2 separate regions of the Homo sapiens genome follow, and region 2 is linked to region 1. The links are chromatin contacts, found by Hi-C in ENCODE. All regions are on one chromosome and are shown on one strand. The core of a region is the stretch at or near the end of the contact, and the rest is flanking DNA. Distances in the headings are between cores, read along the strand shown.

Region 1 (4,493 bases), core at 1,988-4,487:
GCCTGGAGTCATGTGGCCGAGACCCACCTCAAGGAGGGGCCCCAGCCCAGAAGGCTGCTGGCCTGCAGCTCAGCCAGAGAAACTCAGGGTTCCTAAGTCCCTTCTGGCTGCAGGTGAGGCTTGTATCTTTGGGTTCAGCCTGGAGAGGTGGAAGCAGGTGAGCACTCTCAGAGGTGATTGGGATGGTGGTGGGAGTCAGATTCCTAAAGACAAGCTTACCAGGACCTGGGAGGTCATGCCTGGTCTGCAAGGAAGACACTGTGGTTGGATGCAGCTGGCTGGACTGCAACAGGTCCACCTGATGCAAATCCCCTTTTCTTCTTCTGTGAGCTGGAAAGAACCTCCCTGGAGCCACTAGATGGCAAACAGGCTAGCTCAGGTTAAAGCCATCACCACCAGATGGGCAAATGGGCTAGCTCAGGTTAAAACCCTCACCACCAGATGGGCAAACGGGCTAGCTCAGGTTAAAACCCTCACCACCAGACAGGCAAACGGGTTAGCTCAGGTTAAAACCCTCACCACCAGACAGGCAAAGAGGCTAGCTCAGGTTAAAACCCTCACCACTAGATGGGCAAACGGGCTAGCTCAGGTTAAAACCCTCACCACCAGACTGGCGAATGGGCTAGCTCAGGTTAAAGCCTTCACCACCAGACGGGTGAATGGGCTAGCTCAGGTTAAAGCCCTCACCACCAGACTGGTGAATGGACAAGCTCAGGTTAAAGCCCTCACCACCAGATGGGTAAACTGGCTAGCTCAGGTTAAAGCCCTTGCCATCTGCATGGTACATCCACACGTGGTATAACAATGCCTTCCTTTTGCTCTATACCTGGCATCTATGTGCCCAATTTATAGATTCAGGCTGGCCTGTGCTCAACTCCCAGCCCCTCTATAAACAAGCTGGCCTCGGGAAGCCTCTTGAACTCTTTGAGCCTGTTTCCTCATCTGTAAAATGGGCAGGATAACAGTGCCTGCCCCACTAGACTTGTGAGAGTCAACAAGAGAATGCACACACAATGCTTGGTGGCTTGCGGGCACAGAGGAGGCTGCTCTCTTGCTAAAGATTAAATGCACCATTGCCTTTTGAGGAAGTGCCTCCTTGCCACTTGCCATTTCTGCCTCTGTCTCATCCTGCTGGAGACTCAAAACATCTGAGGGGGGCTGGCTGCGGTGGCTCACGCTTGTAATCCCAGCATGAGCCTTTGGGAGGCCGAGGCAGGTGGATCACTTGAGGTCAGGAGTTCGAGACCAGCCTGGCCAACATGGCAAAACCCCATTTCTGCTAAAAATACAAAGATTAGCTGGGCATGGTGGTGCATACTTGTAATCCCAGCTACTCAGGAGGCTGAGGCAGGAGGATCGCTTGAACCCAGGAGGCAGAGGTTGCAGTGAGCTGAGATCACACCACTGCACTCCAGCCTGGGCTACAGAGTGAGACTCCATCTCAGAAAAAAAAAAAATCTGAGGGGCCCTCTCATTCCCCCACAGAACCAAGCAAAGCCCTGGTTAGGAGGGCTGGTCACTGTCCCCAGCCTTGGCTCCCTGGAGAGAAGAAACGGTGCCTCCCCAGGTGTCTGAGGAGGGGAAGAGGAGCCTTCCAAGGGAGCACTAGGATGTTCATCTCTTTCCCCTTCCCTGCCTCTCTTTGCTGGGCTAATGTTCATTGAGCCCCTGCAGTAAGCCATGCGTTGTGGGGGGAAGAGGATAAGAATCGTCAGGAAGGATTCAGACCTAGTTGGAGACACGCACCCAGAGAGAGAGAGACAAATAACACACCACAAGACAGCCATCCCTCTCTTCAACAAACAAGCACAGCAAAACTCTCCAACCAACTTCTGCCTTAGGAGTCGAGGATACAAAAATGAATGAGACACTGTCCCTGTCCTCAAAATGTTTACCGTCTAATAATATAATTCCACTCAGCAACTGAGGGCTTCCAGGGGCTTTGCATGCTTTGTTTCATTTGTAATCCTAACCCACTCTCATGCAGGAGGTCCTAGTATCCCCATTTTGCAGACGAGGAACCTTAGACTCTGGAATGTGTCCATCGTCTGAATAATCACCACTAGGTGTCCAAAGTGCTCTAACTAGAGCCTACACACGTTGCCTTGGGAGCTTCAGACTGACTTTTCAGAGCAAGTTGTGGTCAGGGAAGAATAGTGTCTGAGCTGCTTCTTAAATGACTCAACCTCCAGCAGGCCAGGCAAGGCAAGGAATTCCTGGAACAAGACTAGTATATGCAAAACACCTGGGTATAAAAGAACACAGGGGGCATGAGCTATTTGCTCAATTCTAAAATCTAAGAGGTTTTCAAGGTAATGGTGGGAGACGTAGCTGCGAAGGGAGGCAGAAGCAAGAGCTTTGAACAGAAACCTAAAAAATAGAACTTCTGGAGGCAATAGGGAGCCATTGAAGGTTGTTAAGCAGGGAAGAGAGCATCTGAAAGATCACAGGTCAGTAGAAGTAAACCATATTGTCAGGGCTCTGAGTCATGGGAGAGAAGAACATGGGTAGGGTGAGCCAACAAGGTTCCTAGAGGCAGGGCACTCCAGTTAGGCCCAATGCTCAGATGAAGGTAGCATGTTGATAGGAAAAGGCAATGGTCAAATTAAGCCACAGACAAGGCACATGAAACCTGGAGCATTTCAGACTCAGTCTTGGATTTCCCTGCCTCCACCTCAGCATGGGCAAACTAAAAAAGAAACAGCTGAGAAAGTGTCAGATGTATTAAATCCACTGAGTTCCTGTCTCGGGCTCTTGGGCTCTGCCTTTCATGCTATATTTAGATGCTCCAGAATTCTCCTCTGCTCAGGCGTGTCCCACACCCCCTCAGAAGAGTGAGCATGTTTCCTGGGCTCCCCCCAGCCTTTGCCAACCCCATCAAGCTTCCTGTCTGACCCCAAGACACATTTTCCAACCAGGGTTTGAGGGACTCCACATGGCCCAGCCCCTCTTCTCCCTGAGATCTGGATTCCACAAAGAACCAGCCAGAATTTGGCATTATTCTCCTCATGAAGAAAAGAAAGCCTCAATCCTTTCTTTGGCTGGGTTTTTCACCATAACTGGTTTTCATTAGCTTTTAAATGGAAAATAAATTTTCCCCAATGGAACATTGCCATTTATTTGCAGAAAGTCATTGTTCATTTCATATTTTTTTATGCTGAATGACCCAAGCCTGAGTCTGCTGAGGCTCTGTCCAGGGACCCCAGGGAGTGTGATTTAGAAACCTTCCTGGCAGGCACCAGAAGAGACAGTGTCCAGTTGCCTCCTATTAAGCCTGCAGGGTTGAGAAAACTCACTTTCCCTTCCAGTCCAAGTCCTAGTTCACCTGGCAAAGAAGCAGCTTCTCAAAGTCTCCTCTTCCTCCTAGCCTCTCCTCACTCTGGTGCTAAAAAGAGAAGGAAAGAGTAAACAAAACCAGGAAAGTAATCCATTGATAAAACGCCAAGTGATGTTGTTCTGCGGAGCCAGAGTGGGGCCACCTGGGCACAATTCTCCCACAAAGGAGCCAACTCTACTGGGGCTGAGACCCAGAGCCATCTGGACTCCCAGGCCAGCCCCAGAGCATTGAGCAGCGGGTTAGGATACTTAAGGAGAGGCAAGTCAGGCAAGAAGCAGAAAGACAGGAAATGGAGAGATAGGAAGCAGAGAGACAGGAAGTGGAGGGACAGGAAGTGGAGAATCCAGCAGGGGCCAATGTTGGACAACACTCCTTTGCCAGCTGTGCTCCCCATGCAACGGGATGAGGAGATTTTAAGCCTCTACCAGAAAAACTCAAATCTGGAGATAATTTAATTTTTCCTGGGTCTCTGCCAGCCATCTCCAGAGTTTTGTCAAATTTTCCACCTACTTCCTCTGTGTGTGGAAACTCAGCCTCCATTTTAGAACTCCATTCCCAACAGTGGTTCTGCACCCCCACCCATGTTTTTTTGTTTGTTTGTTTGTTTGTTTGTTTTTGGTTATCCTGGAGGTTTTGTGGATTAAGATGTGTGAGATGAGGGGTTTATAGGGACTGGCTGGAGGTATGCCCCCCCTTCCACCCACACACCCACACACACATACACACGCACACGCTGTTGTGCAGAAGATGTTTCTTGGGTGGCTGAGCAAAGAATCAGGTATTTGGATGTCCTGATTTGACCCTGAGAAAAATAGCAGCCATCCACAGAGCTCTGAAACATACTTCCCACTGCTTGGAATGGCAGCTCCTCCTCAGAGTAAGTTGGAAATTTTTCTACTTTATTGCATAAATATAGAACCAAATCACACACTATATAAAGTTTTATATAGGAATATATAGATTTTAAAGTTCACGGTCTTCTCCTCTTTCCTTCTAATCCCACCACTCTCAGGATTACTATTTTGATGTGTATCATTGATTTTTTTATTCATGCTTTTTTAATGTAATGCTTATGAATACACATTCCCCTATTGGCTTTTCTCCCCCAGACAAAACTGGGACAAGCAATTAGCTTTTGAAAAATTTAACAATATAT
Region 2 (4,505 bases), core at 2,006-4,505, 630 kb after region 1:
TATCCTGAGGGGTCTCGTATCTGCCAAGGTCTTTCTCTACACAACCTCACTCTTTCCAGTAGGGTAATTGGGACATCCTCACAGCATGATGACTAGATTCCAAGAGGACAAGCTTCCATATGCCAGCACTGATCAACTCTCTGTTTGTATCGTGTTTGTCAAGGTCCTATTGATCAAAGTAAGTGACATAGCCAATTCCAGAGTCAGTGTGGGAGGGACTTACAAAAAGGTGTTCACACTGGAAGTGTAGTTTCTTGGAGGACCATCAGTGTAACTCTATCACAGTGAGGAAGTGGCAGAGATAAGAATCAAAACCAGATCTGCCACATTCCCAGTCCAAAACTCTCTCATTCAGTTTTATGATGATGGAATAAATTGTATTGTTATTGCCTACAAGGATCTTTACCATGTGTGAATTCCTCTAATATGTCTGTCTTAGTTTGTTCTCACACTGCTATCAAGGACTGCCTGAGACTGGGTAATTTATAAAGGAAAGAGGTTTAATTGACTCACAGTTCTGCACAGCTGCAGAGGCCTCAGGAAACTTACAATCATGGTGGAGGGAGAAGCAAACACATCCTTCTTCACATGAGGGCGGGAAGGAGAAGTGCAAAGTGAAGCGGGGAAGCCCCTTATAAAACCATCAGCTCTCATGAGAAGTCACTATCACGAGAACAGCATGAGAGTAACCACCCCCATAATTTAATTACCTCCCACCCGGTCCCTCCCCACATGTCATATGTGGGGATTATGAGCAGTACAATTCAAGATGAGGTTTGGGAGGGGATAGAGCCAAGCCATATCAATGTTGGAGAGGGACAGAAGAAATGACATTGGAGCTGAACACTGGAGGAGGTATAGTGTTTCAGTGCCAGTCAAGGGGGAGATGTGGTGAGCAGATATTTCAGGGAGAGAGAATGGGACAAGCAAAGAGGAGGGAGGTAGGAAACTTCTGGCTTTGGGGAACAGTCAGTGATTCGGTGTAGAGGAGGAGGGCAGGGAGTGGGAGATGCGCCTGTTACCAGAGGGAGGGGCTGAGCACTGTGAACCACACACATGAAGGCCAGCAAGCACGGGAAAGCCACAGGAGGTTCTGAGGAAGAGAAGTGTGGTCAGACTTGCATGTTAGGACACTGCTCTGGCAGCATTCTGCAGGATGAACTAGATAGAGGGAGAGACGAGGTGAGAGTAAGCACGGCCAAAACTAGGGCAGTTACTAAGAAAAGGAAAAGGAGATTGCTTTTTTCTGTTTTTCTTTTTGAGACGGAGTCTCGCTCTGTTGCCGAGGCTGGAGTGCAGTGGTGCAATCTCGGCTCACTGCAACCTCCGATTCCCAGGTTCAAGGAGTTTGCTTTTTTGCCTCTGCAATTCCTGAACATCCTTCGAAGTCCAAGCCAAAGCCTTCCTGGATATACAGCCTCCAAGGATCTTTTCCATCCCTGAATTCCTTTAATAGGCATATAGGGATCTGCCCCTCAATCTAGCACACAGTCATCTATCACCTTATCTTTTGCTCCAATTATTTTATGTATTAGTGACTTTTGTCCCAAACTAAGATGTAAGTTCCCAGAGAGCTGTACAAACGAATATCCTGGCTGCCTAATAGAATAAGAAGATCATTATACTGGGGAACAAGAGTCCATGTTTTTAGTCCTAGCTTGTACACTAAGTAGCTGTGAGACAAAGACTTGGTGTCCCTGTAAAATGAGGACGTTAGAATAGATTGTGTTCAAGAATTCCTCTAGCAACAGATAGTAGGAAGAGAATGGAATGAGAGTCAAGCATTCACTCATTCATCCTGCAGGTAGTTTCTCAGCATCCACTGTGTGCCATGCACTCTGCTGGGTACTAGGGACACAAATGTGGTTTGATTTTTTTTCTTCTGTCACTATGTCCTTTGGGAAAATCATTTAAATTGCACTGGCCACAGGTTCTTTATTTGTAAAATGGGAATCATCATTTTTACCTCGTCGCAGTGGTACTGAGGATTGAGTTACAGTACGCAGCACAAGGGGCTCAGTAAACCCCACACCTCTCCCCTTTGATAGTATAGGCCATGAGTGGGAAAAAGTCATTCGCGGAACATCCTTTATATCAACTGCCTCAATACGACGTGGTTTTGCACCCTGACAGCACATCTGCCTCTTCATAGGACTCCTTCTGCTTGGTGTTCACATTGCCTCCTTGCTTTGCCTTGCCATAGTGCAAACTCCTAGGGGCCCCAGCCACACTGCCTTCCTTACTACTTATAGATCTGGAAGGGAGAAAACGTCTTTGCTTCAGCTGCTCACTGCTTAACGCTAAGGTATGTGCCAGATCTCAGGGCTGGGCAGAGACCCGGAAGGTGAGAAGACAAGGCTTCTGAGCCCAGCAGGGGCTCACAGGCTGCCTAGGGAGGCTGCCTCAAGAGACTACAATACACGAAGGAAATGCTGTAGGAACCCAGAAGGACGGTTGGTCCAGGGCTACGTGGGCAAGGCTTTGGTCTGAATTTTGGAGTTTAGGGCGGGGCTGGTCAGATATTAACTGGCATCCCGGCAGAGGAGCCAGTAGGATGAGGCCCCAGAATAGGCTGAAGCCAAGTTGTAGCAAACGCCAAGGTGTTCATCCTGTGATCAAAGAGGAGCTGCTTAAGGTCGGTGAGCTGAGCTGAGGGCATTAAGGTATGTGTTAAAAATGACAATTGGCAAGCATGGGCGGTGGGCCGGCCCACAAACGGAGAGGCCTCTTAGGCAGCGAGGAAGCCTGCCAGCCCCTGGGCTGCCGCTGCAGGTCAAATACGCCTAGCGCCCTCTTTCCTCCAGCTGCCTCCTTTCTGCCACTTTCTCTGGGGAGATCCCTTCACCCCTGGGTGTCCTTCCCGCTCCTTCCCTCCAGAAGTCTCCTCCGCACACGCAGGCCCAGGGCCCGGGCGGCTGGCATGCGAGATTCTGAGGCGCAGGCGCAGGCGCAAGGCGTTGCCGCAGCGCGGGGCGGGGGGAGAGGGGTTGGCGGGAGGAGAGCGCTTGTCCCAGGTCCCTACCAGGTGCCCGTAGACGTCGGCAGGCTGGAGGTAGAAGGTGGAGTTGAGCAGCTCTTCCAGCCTGCGCGGAACGTCGTTCTCCCGGTAGTACTCCATCGCCTGCTGCTTCAGCTTCTGCAGCTCCCTAGTGGTCCCACAGCTGCGGCCGCCGCCTTCTTCCTCCATGGTAGGAGATTTAAGGCTACAGCGGGGTTTAGCCTGGGGTCCCACGAGCGTCCCTGCTGTCGCTAGGCAACGCAACGTGATCCCGACCCCCAGATCTCGCGTGGCTTCCAGGCCTAGGTTCTTCCTGCGGTAAAAGTCGTTCCCTTTTATTGGAGCTAGGATGGTATTTGCGCTCGCTGCTCTGTCTTTTCTCCCTGCGGCATTAGGTCCGGGGGTTGGGCTCCTCCTAGACTCCCGAGACTAGGGCCCTCCCGGCTTCGTTTTTCACCACTTTTCCCTGGCGATTTTCCAGAGGGGGAAATCTTTAACGACCTCATCAAGCGCGTTTTGCCGGAGCGCGGCAGCCTTAGCTCCGAATTCCGGCTGGGGTCGCGCGCTCGGGTCCCAGTGGCCCAGCGTCTTGGGCCACCCCGCCCTCCCCACGCGCCCCCTTGCTCTCTGCTGTTAGTGAGCTCCTCCGGGTTGCTAAGGCCGCCCGTGCCAGGCAGGCCCACTCTGTTGGGGGAGGGATGTAGGGGCTCAGGGCATCCTTACTGAGCGGTGGCGATCTCAGGAATTCTTTCATTCGGCTCATGTTTATTAACTACCTGCTCTGAGCCGAGCCGTGTGCTGGCTGGGCCTGCTATGATGTCCAGGAGAGAAACGGCCACTTGCCCTTCTCTGGGATATTAGTGGGGGTGAAATCAATGGAATGAAAAAAACCAGTGTGGGTTGAAAATATCTGGGGTGAACCCTAAGGGATGGTTGTGGTTTGGGCAGACCTAAGGATGGGGGATGATTCAGGCAGGACTTGGGGAGGTAAAACGGAAATGGGGGAATGGCCTTGGCTCACGTTCCCTCTCCAGAATGCTGCCTATGTCCTTGCCCTTTTCAATCCGAAGTGCCTTCCTGGCTTCATTGTACCTGCCAGGTATCATGCGATTACAGAACTTAGTGTGCGTCCTCAGTTCTAGATACTTCCTCTGCTGCAGGAGTGGGCGGCGACGGACAGGGTGTTCTTGTTCCACTCACGCCTGTTTATGTTTCCTACCTAAGCAGATCAGTTACAAGATCTGTGCCACACTTTCCCCCCTCTGGAAAACATCATCTTACCTCCTCTGCCTGTTTCCCGAGTCACTTAGTACAAAATGAGGAAGTGAGTGAGAAAGCACTTTGAAACACAGTTATTTTCAATACATGCACGTATGGGTGCAGATGCATAAAAATGTGATGCTATAAGTACTGTTACACAAACCCAGACATGCACCTTCCAAACTTCCTCCGTGTTCTCTCTGCTCTCTTACGGAACGTCTCACTGTCTGTGTGTAATGGACCATCA

What was found. Hi-C counts contacts between places; a loop is a spot of excess contacts on that map. Pooled maps may share reads with other maps.
Region 2: a loop to region 1 is called in a map with no recorded cell type, with 4 times the contacts of the local background. The contact joins the promoter of ENO4 here to the enhancer-like site in region 1. A Hi-C loop is called at or near these places in 2 of 37 single-sample maps with no recorded cell type and 2 of 50 pooled maps.

What each region holds. Positions count from the first base shown.
Region 1 is chr10:117,476,078-117,480,570 of GRCh38, reverse strand. No RefSeq gene overlaps it. Among named protein-coding and RNA genes, the nearest start is that of EMX2, 64 kb to the left of the region's middle. RefSeq lists a silencer at 939-1,168. Within about 2 kb of position 3,237, at least 2 of the 41 ENCODE cell types and tissues checked have a DNase peak (open chromatin) inside an H3K27ac peak, as active enhancers do.
Region 2 is chr10:116,848,249-116,852,753 of GRCh38, reverse strand. ENO4 (enolase 4) reads right to left here and starts at 3,255. Exons shown (of 14, transcript NM_001242699.2): 1 at 3,023-3,255. The coding sequence starts at 3,187. It also overlaps a transcript of HSPA12A not described here. RefSeq lists an enhancer at 4,439-4,505.